Linked DNA regions of Mus musculus: region 1 is linked to region 2. Evidence: chromatin loops called from intact Hi-C (ENCODE). Cell type or tissue: left cerebral cortex. All regions are shown on one strand. Links, peaks and the distances in the headings refer to the core of each region. The heading gives the core; the rest is flanking DNA.

Evidence for each region. Hi-C counts contacts between places; a loop is a spot of excess contacts. Peaks named below come from ENCODE experiments on the same cell type or tissue, not always from the same donor. Only the 100,000 strongest peaks of a DNase experiment are listed, where the experiment ranks them.
Region 1: it touches region 2 in a loop (3-fold over the local background); 2 of 42 quality-filtered maps call a loop at or near these places.

What each region holds. Positions count from the first base shown.
Region 1 is chrX:13,150,881-13,158,854 of GRCm38, reverse strand. Usp9x (ubiquitin specific peptidase 9, X chromosome) reads right to left here. Exons shown (of 45, transcript NM_009481.2): 33 at 7,412-7,585; 34 at 4,622-4,763; 35 at 2,108-2,861; 36 at 1,063-1,186; 37 at 1-136. Among named protein-coding and RNA genes, the nearest start is that of Usp9x, 83 kb to the right of the region's middle. In left cerebral cortex, for the core only: no CTCF peak of the experiment used is centred there; no DNase peak of the experiment used is centred there.
Region 2 is chrX:12,701,935-12,706,934 of GRCm38, reverse strand. Med14 (mediator complex subunit 14) reads left to right here. Exons shown (of 31, transcript NM_001048208.1): 17 at 243-403; 18 at 490-636; 19 at 1,756-1,847; 20 at 3,032-3,184; 21 at 3,453-3,722. It overlaps Gm52422 (a long non-coding RNA gene), which reads right to left. Exons shown (of 2, transcript XR_003953047.1): 2 at 987-5,000. Among named protein-coding and RNA genes, the nearest start is that of Gm52422, 7.4 kb to the right of the region's middle. In left cerebral cortex, for the core only: no CTCF peak of the experiment used is centred there; a DNase peak (open chromatin) is centred at 1,941.

The sequences.
Region 1 (7,974 bases), core at 1,280-6,279, 450 kb before region 2:
TGCACCTCTCACTTCTGCACTAGGGCATTCCAAAAGGTACTCAGAGAATCGATTTGAAACATTAAAAAGGACATTGTGAGCAAACCAAAACCGCACGTTCTTGCTGTGACGCAGGAGAATACACAATGCATCATACCTAAAACAAAACAAAGTACAACTATCAGACTATCAATTCAGTTCACCTTTCTTATAGTAAACCCTGTGTGTATGGGGTGGGGTAGGATGAAGTGGACATTGAGGGGAGGAGGAGAGAGATGGATACTATATAGATTGGCCTAGTCTTATGGAATTATAAAATTGGCAAAAGCTTGTATTTAAAAATCCACTACTAGCCAGAGGTGGTTTAATCCTCTAAATCTTTAATCCCAGAATTTGGGAATCTTAGTTCAAGGCCAGTCTGGTTTACAGAGTGAATTTCAAAATACTGATATCTATACAGAGTAATCTTGTCTCCAAAAAAATGACAAAAATAACTTCTTTCCTTAGTATAGTATCTTCTGGATATGTAAAGAGGCTTTTTACACATGTGTGTGTGTGTGTGTGTGTGTGTGTGTGTGCGCGTGCACGCACGCACACACGCACGCACGCGAGGGAAATGGACTCTATTGGCAGGAATCCTTTTTTTTTCTCTCCGAGATACAGTTTCTCTGTATATCCCAGGCTGGCCTCAAACTCAGAAATCCACCTGCCTATACCTCCTGAGTACTGGGATTAAAGGCGTACACCACCACTGCCTGGCAGGTTCTCTCCTTCTACCATGTTGGTTCTGGGCTTAAGCTCAGTTTTGTCAAGGTTTGGTGGCAAGAGCTTTCACCACTGAACCCTATCAATGGCCCTGAGTAAATAACAATTGCTAAAAAGGTATTATAATGGCCTCTATACTATTTTTACCCTTTGAATTTATGCCAAGTATTTTAGTATGATTTCTTATTACTATATACTTTTTAAATGTTGCCTCTTAAGTTTGAATAAAAGTCTTGTGATTCTGAAAAAAAAATACAGAGCACTCTACAAAGACCACCACCAAATCTTAAACAGAAATAAAAATCCAAAACAAGATACCAATCACTGGCAGATCCTCGGACTATTTTCTTTGTGTGAAATCCTGTAGTAAAAAGGAACCTAGCAGCAAGCTGAATACTAATCATAGTGATTTCTTCTGCTTCAGGAGACAGGTGATCTTGCCCTAAAAAAAAAAAACAAAAAAAACCACATGCACATATTTTAAAAGTCTGTTCAAGCCCCATTTTCAAACAAGTTTGTACTTTGCATTCTCACTTTGTTAAAACTCTTCTTAGACTACTTATGAAATTATTATTACTGATATTAGAGCCAAATACAATGCTTTATACTAATGCATTAAACAAAAATCAGCTTGAACAAACAAAAACTTATCTCCAAACAGTATAACAATAAATACTTAGTACTCAAACACAAATCATCTTAAATGTAATTTTAGCCAAAAGCATCAACTTACATCCTTTCAAAATGAAAATGTTAATTTTATATATTTAAGTAGGGCATGGTGGCACACAGCTTTAATTCTAGCACTCCGGAAGCAGAGACAGGCAGACCTCTGAGTTCTAGGACAGCCAGGGTGACAAAGAAACATCTTAAAAAAAAAAAAAAAAAAAAAAAACCAACCAAACACACACACCTTCACCTGCCAAAAAAAGGGGACTGAAGACTGGAGAGATGGCTCAGCAATCAAGAGCACTTGTTGGGCTTACTGAGGTCCAAGGGTAAGTTCCCAGCACCCACACAGCAACTCCAGTCCCAGGGGAATCTAATACCTTTTTCTGGCCTCCTCAAGAATTCAAGCATATAGCACAGACATACATGTAGGCAAAACATTTATAGATATGAATAAAGATAGCAGGGCGATGGTGGTGCACACCTTTGATTCCAGCATTTGGGAGGCAAAGGTAAGTGATCTCTGAGTTTGAGGCCACCCTGGCCGACAGCATGATTTCCAGGATATTCAGAGCTATACAGAGAAACCCTATCTTAAAAAAACAGCACACGCACTCACGCACACACAGCCTACTAATAAATCTTAAAGATAAGAATTACTCTTTGCTATAAGAAGCGAACTCTTGACACTTACCTGGAGGAGGGTTTAAGTAAACACCATTACATGTCAGTAGCTTTTTCATAAACTGAAAATATTCCAGACTGTACTGCATTCGGTTGTGCATGAACTGAACATTCTGCTTCCGAACACTTCTTTCAATGGCGGATGGCATGACAATCTGATGGGGCCTTGTGGTGATAGCAATCTCTGATATGTATCTTATCACCTCATCATCATGACCTATTGTGTCCATTCGTTCATAAAAAAGTATATATGCATTCCACCATCTTTTCTGACGCCTGTACGACATGCGCTTCATCATGTGATCAAATACTTCTCCCATGTACTCTCCCCCAAAACACTGGTTTTTCATTTCTTCATCGTCATCCATTTTACATTCCGTTACATCTCCATCATCAAATTTATACCAACGATTTTTTTCACCATCCCCTCCATTCCTCTGAATGATGTAAGAATAGTAATGTCCGCCACTTGCTTGACCACTGTGCACAAGCACACCCACAAGTCTGTATTTTGTGCTTCCTGCTTTCTCGCTTTCAGACTGCTCATTCTGTTGTATCAGCTGACTTTCTGGGTTGACATTATCTCCCTCCAGTTTAGCAACACCTGCCACTGTGTAAGGTTCCATGTCTAACTCTCGAGGAAATTCAAAGTAATCATTGAACTTGATTGCACATTCTCTTTCCCAGTCATAATCGAATCGTTTTAGTTGGATAGCAAGAACAGGAGGCAATTTTTTAATTAGCAAGCGCTTTACAGTATCAACCTAAAATCAATAGAGAAAATTAATAGATACAATCCATTGCAAAAAGTAAACCAAAATCCAAGCAAACACTACCATCCCCAAATCTGAAAGTTAACCCAGGGTGTCACACATGTTAAGCAAGCAGTCATCCTTTAGCTACATTTCTAATTCTCTTAAGCTCAGGCTGGCTTTGAACTTGCTCTGTAGCCCAGACAGGTCTTGAATGTATGATCTTCTTGCCTCAGTCTCCTATTTGAAGTTACAGGCTTGAACCATCAAGACCATGAGACCAAGTAAACTTTTTTCTCTTAAATCTTTTTCCCTTGGGATAGGGGGCCTCATATTATAGTTCCAGTTGGCTTCAGATTAGTGCACTATGAAGTTAGGCAGGCCTGAACCTGGAACTTGGGCTTTTCTTCTGTAGTTGTAAATCACTATATGTAGCTCTTAGAGTAAATAATTTTATGTGTAAGTGTGTGCTGGTGGCTGAGACCAAACAAGAGCATTAGAGTCCCTGAAACTGGAACCATAGATGACTGTGAACTGCCTGACATATTGGTGTTGGAAACTAAATCCAAGTCCTTTACAAAAGCAGTAAGCACTTTTCATGGCTGAGCTTTCTCTCTAGCCTCTTAAGCAAAGTCACTTTTTAAAAAAAGATTTATTTATTGTTATATGTAAGTACACTGTCGCTGTCTTCAGACACAACAGAAGAGGGCATCAGATCTCATTGCAGTTGATTGTGAGCCACCATGTGGTTGCTGGGATTTGAACTTGGGACCTCTGGAAGAGCAGTCAGTGCTCTTACCCGCTGGGCCATCTCACCAGCCCCTTAAGCAAACTCTTAAAAAGCACTACACATCAAGTTTTTATAAGATTTACTTGAATTGTAATCTTAAGATATTTCTGTGAAGTTGATGTAAATATTAACTGGAAATGGCCTATAACCGGTTAATACAGATTGCAAAAATTAGTCCTTTACATATTATTTACTGCCTAGTTTCTATACTACCTTTGCCTTTAGCCACTGTTTGTTATTTATAGTTATTCCAACTAAGGTTGTTTGCTGTAAACAAACTGAATAGTTTACTTTTTATTGGGCAATTAGAAGGTAGTTAATATTATACAGGTGATAACATATTTAATCCTTACAATCCTCCTAAGATGGCACTACTGAACCTTAAGATAGGGTGTCCTGCTAAGTTTAGGAACTTGTCTCATGCCTCAAAACCTACAGTGGTAGACGGTGTTGTTTCATACCCCATAATCCCAATGTACAGACTTTCATCCTTCTCTAAGTGGTGTGGGGCCAAACAATAAAGGTGACTTAGAGGTAAAATGGTTTGGAAGGCAGAAAAGATAAACATAATTTACTATTCCTAAGTATGAATGTCCCTCTCCCTTGAAGAGAGAAGTTCCAATGGACAAAATCTAATCAGGTGGTAAAAAATTTTTTTACTGTATTTAAAAAAATAATTTCAGCAAAACAATTCTGGATATAAGAGGAAAAATGTTTTCCTCCATCAGCTCTGGAGTTTGTTTCTAGGCAGAAACAAATGTACCCATATTAATTCATATAAACAAAGGTATTAAGCGATTACAATTTTACAATTTTGTTTATTCTAGTATTACCTTTTAAATTTCTTCCTTTAAAATACACACACACACTCTCTCTCTCTCTCTCTCTTAAAGAAAACTGTTTTTCTTCACTAGAAACTATCGACTACCCAGAGCTTTTCAGTTAAGAGGTACCATTGTTATCTAAATAGATTAATTCATACCTTTTTATTGCATTTTTCACAATGATAAGCATTTGCTCCTTCTAGTAAGTCTCCTTTGACATACTGTTCCAAAGAATCCAGAAGATTTTGGTGGTTTCTAATGTCTACATTCAGAGTCGTAAAAGATTCTTCACATTCGTACCTAAAGATATTATTTAAGAAGTTATCAGAAAAGGATTCACTCTTCAGTTCTCTAAACACCTCATTATTTACATAGTTAATGAAACCTCTAAGGTAATGGGATGTTACCAATACTGACGGCATTTCCTAGTTATTTACACTATGCTGGTTGATTACATGCTGTCCTTTGCCTTCGTGACAAAATTACTTGAGAACTATCACCATCCACACTTGAGTGAAGTGGGAATGAAAATAGGCCAGCTGGGGGAGGCAGAGGCAGGCAAATCTCTGAGTTCAAGTTCAGCCTGTTTTAGTTCTAGGACAGCCCAAGAATACATAGAAAAAAACCTGTCTTGGAAAAACAAAACCAAGCCAAACAAACAAAAAGACAGGGCTACTTGAGCTTAAGCTCTTTTTAGTCTACCATGTTGTGATTTGTTTTGAGAATAATTATGGGCCCCTGTGGAAAGTGCTCAATTATGCCAATCTACCAAAAGTAATTAAGTATGTATATATAGAGTGAGCAAATTCTTTTTAAAAAAGATTTATTTATTTTTATTTATGTGAGTACACTGCAGCTATCTTCAGACACAGCAGTAGAGGGCATCGGATTCCATTACAGACGGTTGTGAGCTACCATGTGGTTTCTGAGAATTGGACTCAGGACCTCTGGAAGAGCAGTCGTGCTCTTAACCGCTGAGCCATCTCACCAGACCGAAAACGAATTTTTTTTGTTTTGTTTTTCGAGACAGAGTTTCTCTGTGTAGCTCTGGCTGTCCTGGAACTCACTATGTAGACCAGACTGGCCTCGAACTCAGAAATTCGCCTGCCTCTGCCTCCCAAGTGCTGGGATCAAAGGCGTGCGCCACCACCGCCCGGCTGAAAACTATTTTTTAAAATGCACTATTTATAGTGTGTGTGGCTGCAGGTGCTATTACATATACAATGCATGTTGAGAGGACAACTTTGTCAAGTTGGTTCTCTCCTGACACTTTGCCAACTTGAACCTCCAAATGCCTCTACCAGCTGAACCACCTCACTGCCCCCAATTAAAAAGTATTTGTTATTGTTAAAATTTATGTGTAAGTTTGTGTGTCTGCCATGTGTTGTATGCCTATCAAGGCCAGAAAAGGGTGTTGGATTCCTTGGAGTTTGTGTGCCATGGGAACTAAACTTGGTTCTCTGGAGAGCAGCAAGAGCTTGTAACTGTTGAGCTCTAGTTTATTTTATGTTATTACAAAAATGAATGTGCCAGTATGTATCTCTACATATACTGTACATGCCCAGTGTCCAGAGAAGCCAGGAGGAGGTGTCAGATCTCCTGAAAATGGAGTTACAGACAGTTGTATGTCTCCAGGTGGGTGCTGGGAATTGAACCTGGGTCTTCTACAAGAATAGCCAGGGTTTTTGTTGTTGTTGTTTCTTTTTTTGAAACAGGGTTTCTCTGTAGAGCCCTGGCTGTCCTGGAACTCAGAAATCCACCTGCCTCTGCTTCCCAAGTGCTGGGATTAAAGGCGTGCGCTACCACCGCCCGGCAGAACAGCCAGTTCTTATTAAGTTGGACCTCCCTCTAGCGCCTCCAATTTTTAAATTATCACACACACACAGTAACAGATTTCCTTATAGCACTGTAATAGAACGTTGGTGTGATTTGACAGTCAGTAATGCATATTTAATATTTTATACAGAGAGAATGGATATAGATTGTCTTCTATTAACTATGAGTATTATGTATCTGTACCACATGCATGCCTACTGCCTGAGGAGGCCAGGTCGTCATCAGAGCTGCCAAAACTAAGGTTACTCATGGTTGTGAGCCAACATTATGTGCTCATAACTGAAACTCTAGTCCTGCAAGAGCTGTCAGTGCTCTTAAGACTCTAGTTACTGCACCAGTCCCTTAGCTATTTTTAATAGGTATTCTTAAACCTTTGTAATCTTCCTGCCTTAGGGACAAGCTACAGACAAGAGTTATTAAAAGCCCCTTTACTAAAAGTTCCTTTAAAATTAAAAACCTCCGGGTGGTGGTGGCACACACATTTAATCCCAGCACTCGGGAGGCAGAGGCAGGCGGATTTCTGAGTTCGAGGCCAGCCTGGTCTACAAAGTGAGTGCCAGGACAGCCAGGGCTACACAGAGAAACCCTGTCTCAAAAAAAAAATAAAAATAAAAACCATCACAACAACAACAAAATATGACGTTTTCACCTTAACTTTTACAGTATGTTGTATGTATACATACCTTAATATGATGATATTAGGTGTGTAGGGAAAAGATGGCAATAGCTGATATTGTTTCAAAAGTGATTATCTCATTAAAAAAATAACACCTGTAGCCTGTCATCCTCTAAACTCAGTGTATCTACAGTAACTAAATTCTAAGATAAAAGGCAAACGTGGAAGTAATATCTCTAGTCATTATGCAAATTGTCATCTTAGTTCCTTAGGAAAATATAAAAGAATTAAAAGTATGAAATAGTAAGACATTAAAAACACCAAAAGAAATCAAGTTATTTAACAAAACAAACAAAAAACCATCAAACAGTATTAAGATATTCACTGTACTTATTCAGTTGTAGGAGTTTAATAGTGGCATATTCCATTTTCATATTAGCACTAGTAAAGATTTTATTCTTATTAGCATATCACAGTATTATATATTAGCACTTACCTATGTGGGCAGCCTTGGCAAATTTTCTGATCAGCAAAGGAACCTCCCAAGACTTTACTTAGCATAGCTGGATGCCCTAAGGCTTTTAAAGCTTCATCTAAACTATCCACCAAAGAATTAAAGAACTCTAAAGCATCATGTTGTTCACGAAGATTGACAGGCTCACCCCAAAGCCTGAGAAATGAATGGAATATAACATGTAACATGTGACAACCACAATACAACATTTTGTTTCTTACAGTTGTGGGTAAGGCAATTATGGAGCAAGTAGGAAACACAAAAAAGTCTTTATGTCCAGATATTGAGGGGGACAGTGAGACCCATAGTAAAAGTGGTATTAAAATGGCAAAGAATTGCCACAGAACTAATGGTATGGTTGGTAAACAGCATAGCCCTAAGAAAGAAAGGTTGTTGCTTCAGATAGTGTGACATACACATGCATTTTGAACTCAGCTGTAGATGCCATTAAAATGAGATGGTGGATCTTATCACTAAGCATTTTGCCACATTTTGGATTAGACAAAAAGAATGTGTACATGTACATTCATTAAGCTGATTTTTCT
Region 2 (5,000 bases), core at 1-5,000:
AATAGAAACACTGTCTTTGGGTTTGGGGGTTGGGGGGTTAAAATGAGAGTCCTAATATAGGTTGATGTCATCTGATGTGGGCTAAATATTACCAATTGCTGGGAACTGTTGCATTGTAGAAGGGATCTAGAAGCCATGTTGGACCTAAAGCTCTGTTGTCATGTCATACCCTGTGTGTCATTTTTACTTTGTGCTTTGTCTTTGTGCATAACATACATCTCATGTGTCATCTTTCATCACAGGATTCCTCCCTGTAAAGGAATAAGTGAGGAAACACAGAAGGCTCTGGACCGCTCTCTTCTTGATTGCACTTTCCGATTACAAGGTAGAAATAACCGCACTTGGGTGGCTGAATTAGTGTTTGCAAATTGTCCGCTTAATGGCACTTCCACCAGGGAGCAAGGTAAGATCTTTCACACTGTGTTTTTGCTTATGTCCATATTTTTAAAAGTATTGGTTACTATTAGTTTTTTCCTTTGAATCCTTTAGGACCATCCCGACATGTTTACCTGACGTATGAAAATTTGTTGTCTGAACCTGTTGGTGGCAGAAAAGTAGTTGAAATGTTTCTTAATGACTGGAGTAGCATTGCCCGTTTATACGAGTGTGTGTTGGAATTTGCACGTTCTCTACCAGGTACATGTAATAGTCTTCCTTTTAAATGAAAATACCTCCTTCATGTAACAGAAAAAGTAAAACCTGTACAGTGTTTTAAAAAAATACAGCCAAAAGTATCTAAGGAAAATTGTCTTCTTTACCGCAGTGTATAGTCTCTCTTTCTCCGGCGGAAAAACTGTTAAATTTCTTTTATTTCTAGAAATTTGGGCACATAGACAGACTTGTGAGTAATATACTTTTGTGTTATAATATAGTCCTCATCTACTGTGAGCATGCAAGCTAATAAACATTGTGCTGTGTCAGCATGATACCACTCTAAGAGGACCTGAGAGAATGGAGCCAATAAATGAGGCAGACTTTATAAATAATAAATAATAAATAGCCAATTTTATTCAGAGCATCATATTATGTATACCACAAGGGTTAGATAGTATCATATAAGTAAAGTATACAATTACAATGGAAGTCACATGTGGCAAAACATGTTTTCCACAGAGGCACAGAAACAACAATAGTTGGAACGAATAATCTGAAGTCAACTCAGATGGGCACAAAAGCACATTCCAAGAATGATGCTGTTTTTGAAGACACTGAGGTCATAACACTCAGAATTCTCATACGGCTCCATTCTTTGATTGTGTCCCAACACTAGCACATTTAATTGCACAGCTACTTAGGAAATAGCTATCCCCTATTTTACAGATGACAAAAACATTTCACAGAGACTTAAAAACTTCACTTTGTGTAAGAGCTTTTCTTGGCATGAACTGAGAGCAGAGAAGGCCAGGACAGAGAAAGTGCCTTGCTGTATTAGCCACTGTGCTAGACCTTTTCCATGGCTCACCTTCTCTGTGCTGGCTTTACATGCTTTTGATTCTGCCACTGCCTTGGCAAACAATCAAACGGGCATGGTGATGTGGGCCTGCAATCATGACACTTGGTAGGGAAAAGCAGCAAGATCGAGGCGTATATCCATCACCCTTAGTACACAGAGACTCTGAGGGACAATGTGGGGTTCAAGGAGACCGTATCACAACCAAACTAGGCATATGATTTGCCAAAATGCTCTACTTTTCATACCTGCTTCTTAAACATGTCCGTGTCCGATCAATATGCATTTTGTTTGTTTCTGCTTAGAAATACCTGCTCATCTGAATATTTTCTCAGAAGTTCGTGTTTATAATTATCGAAAGCTTATCTTATGTTATGGAACCACCAAAGGAAGCTCAGTAAGTATATGAATTAAAACATGGTTGTTCTGTGGCCTGGAGAAATAAATGGCTTAGTGCTTATGTGCACTGTCAGTATTTCAGAAAACCTGGATTCAGTTCCCAGCCAGCCCCCATATAGCAGCTCACAGCAGTTTGTGTTCCAAGATCTGACTCCCTCATCCATGCAGGCAAAATATCAATGCACATGAAATAAAATAAAAATAAATATTGAAAAATGGAGGTTCCTTTCTTATTTATCTTTTAAAAATTAAGAACTTAAATGATAGTTGCCAGACACTGCAGCTTGGAAAAGAAACAAAGGAAAGAAAACTGCCTTAAATAAAGGCTCGAGGAACATCAATTTTAAATGCTCTGCTGAAATAAAAGTGTGATATATGCTTAATTCTTTAAAACTGAAAAATAAATTATAGTGTCTTTAGAGCATATGATCTTGATTTTAAAACAAGCACTCTTGACATTTTTTCCTTCACAGACTTCAATTGGGATTCATGTTTAACTTTATATGAATGGCTTTGAGAAATACAGTTTGTCTTTGGTTTGAGTTATACGAAAATATTCAGTCTTTATTCGTATCTTAATCCTAAGTATATTCCCTGTAATCTATACTTCTTTTCCTTAAAAATGAGTTGGGAACTAAAGAGAGGACTCAGTGATTGAGAGGCTGTACTGGTCTCATAGAGGATCCAGCAACCATCTGTAACTCCAGTCCCAGGGTTTCTCGGACACCAGCCATGGACATGGTACACATAGAGACTTGTACAACACTTGTATTCGTTTCTCTCTAGACACTTCTATAACTAGTAATGTCTGAAATTATTAGTAATTGAATGAACATGTGTTTGAGGATTTTCCCTTTTTATTATAACAGTGCTTGCTACCTTAGTTGATGGCATTGAGAATATGACTCTGCATTGAAATAAATCTTTAAATCTCAAGAGTTGCATTTTCTATTTAAAAGATTTATATTTCTAGTTTATATAATAAAAGGGAGATGATATGTATGCTCATAGGCTCTGTTGATCTATATAAATATCATATTTGGAGATTGGGAGCAAATCTTAGCACATTACTCATTTTTACAAGAAGCCCTCCTTTGATGCTTGCTGACTTATCTTTATCATGGTTTGCACCTGGAATCTGTTACTTTGCAGTTTGTTTCACATGTGCTCTCTTTGCTCTAGATTAGTATTCAGTGGAACTCCATTCATCAGAAATTTCACATTGCGTTGGGAACAGTTGGCCCAAACTCAGGTTGCAGTAACTGTCACAATACCATTCTCCATCAACTTCAAGAAATGTTCAACAAAACACCAAATGTGGTTCAGTTATTACAGGTAATTAAGTTCTCTGTCTTAAGATGTACTAGTAGTATGCTATGCAAAACACCTAAAATTATCTGCATTTCTCTTTTAATGACGAAGATGGATGTTTTTGTCTTACATGGTTTAAACTCTGCCTGGAGAACTTAATTAAAATGATCTAGTGCACTTCAAAAGAAACTTTTCTAGAATGTCCCAGAATGTTCATTTGTGACAATGAGACAGAAAATTGTAAGTTTTCTGCAGTTACATGACAACTGGGTGATATCTCTGTTTCTTCCAGGTTTTGTTTGATACTCAGGCACCATTAAATGCTATCAACAAACTCCCTACTGTTCCAATGTTGGGCTTGACCCAGAGAACTAACACCGCCTACCAGTGTTTCTCCATTTTACCACAATCATCCACCCACATCAGACTGGCCTTCAGGAACATGTACTGCATTGACATATACTGCCGTAGTCGAGGCGTCGTGGCAATACGGGACGGTGCCTATAGTCTTTTTGATAACAGCAAGTTAGTTGAAGGCTTCTATCCTGCACCAGGATTAAAGGTACACACTTCCTCGTTAGGGAATAATAGAATAAATATATTCTCGAAAACCATTCCTTTGAGGGAGAAATGTCCCATTCGAATTTAGTAAGCAATACAGTTGCTATATCTTCTCTGCAACCTCATTTTGGAGGAGCTAGGGTTTGCAGTAAGTTCTGTGTCTTTGTACATGAAATGTTGGGAAGCCCCTTGTTTCCTCATTCTCTGGTTAATAAGTTTGGGAATATGAAAGAGCATAATATTTGCTTATTGGGACTTTAAAGGAAGACTTTATTGCTTGAGATCCTCATGAAAGATGTTTGGAGAGTCAAATAGTTCTAAAGGCTGCTTCTGAAAACTTGCTCCCTTACCCTACTCCTGGTGTGTTCCTGCTCCTCAGAGAAAACTGTTGTCACTTGTCAGCACTTGTCAGGTAGCTGCTACTCTTTGTGTTTATATAGCTGTATCTCTGAGTACCAAGGTACGCTGTCACTTGTTGAGTAATTCTCACCCTCAAAAGGGAGTGCTTACAACTTTGAAAACTTGGTTTCACTTACTCTTTCTTCCTTCAGGCTGCTCCTAGTATATAAGTAAATACATTGGCCTTTCTCCTGGTTTTACAATAAGGTTATGTAGCAATTGTGATTTCGTAGGGGTTTGTTTGTTTGTTTGTCTGTTTGTTTAGTATTCTTGTTGTTCTGAAGATACTTGTCCTTTTGGGCCTCCACATGGAACTGCACTCATGCAAAAATGTGTTCTCACAGGTCTACATGCAAACAAACAAAAAACCCTAGTCAAAACTCGGTTGGGATTAGTGTGGCTCCTGGGAACACATGAGAGCAGGAGCTTGAGGTGTGTTGCTCTGTTGTGCTCACAGTCAGGAAGCAGAGCAGGTTGCTTCCTCCTTTATTTAGTTCAGTCTCCCAGGCTCCGTAAAATCTGTTACTCACATTCAGGATGTGTGATCTTAATTCTCTGGAACCACCCTCAGAAGCCCATTCAGAAGTTTGTCTTCTGTGTGACTCTACATTCCTCATGCTAACAGTCAGGTTAACCATTACACATCCCATTTCTTTCTCTTACATTGCTGATTTTTGTAGTATGCCTGCTATAGTAGCTGCCTGGAAGAAGGTACATAGGAGATTGGTTGAAGTCCATGGAGGTTATTGGAGACCTTGTATGTTTGACAGTGTTTTTAGTTTACCTTCATTTAACTGAGAGTGCCTAGGTATAGAATTCTAGACTACGATCATTTTTTGTAGAATGTTTGAAGCTCTGCTGCTTTGTTTTCTACATTGGA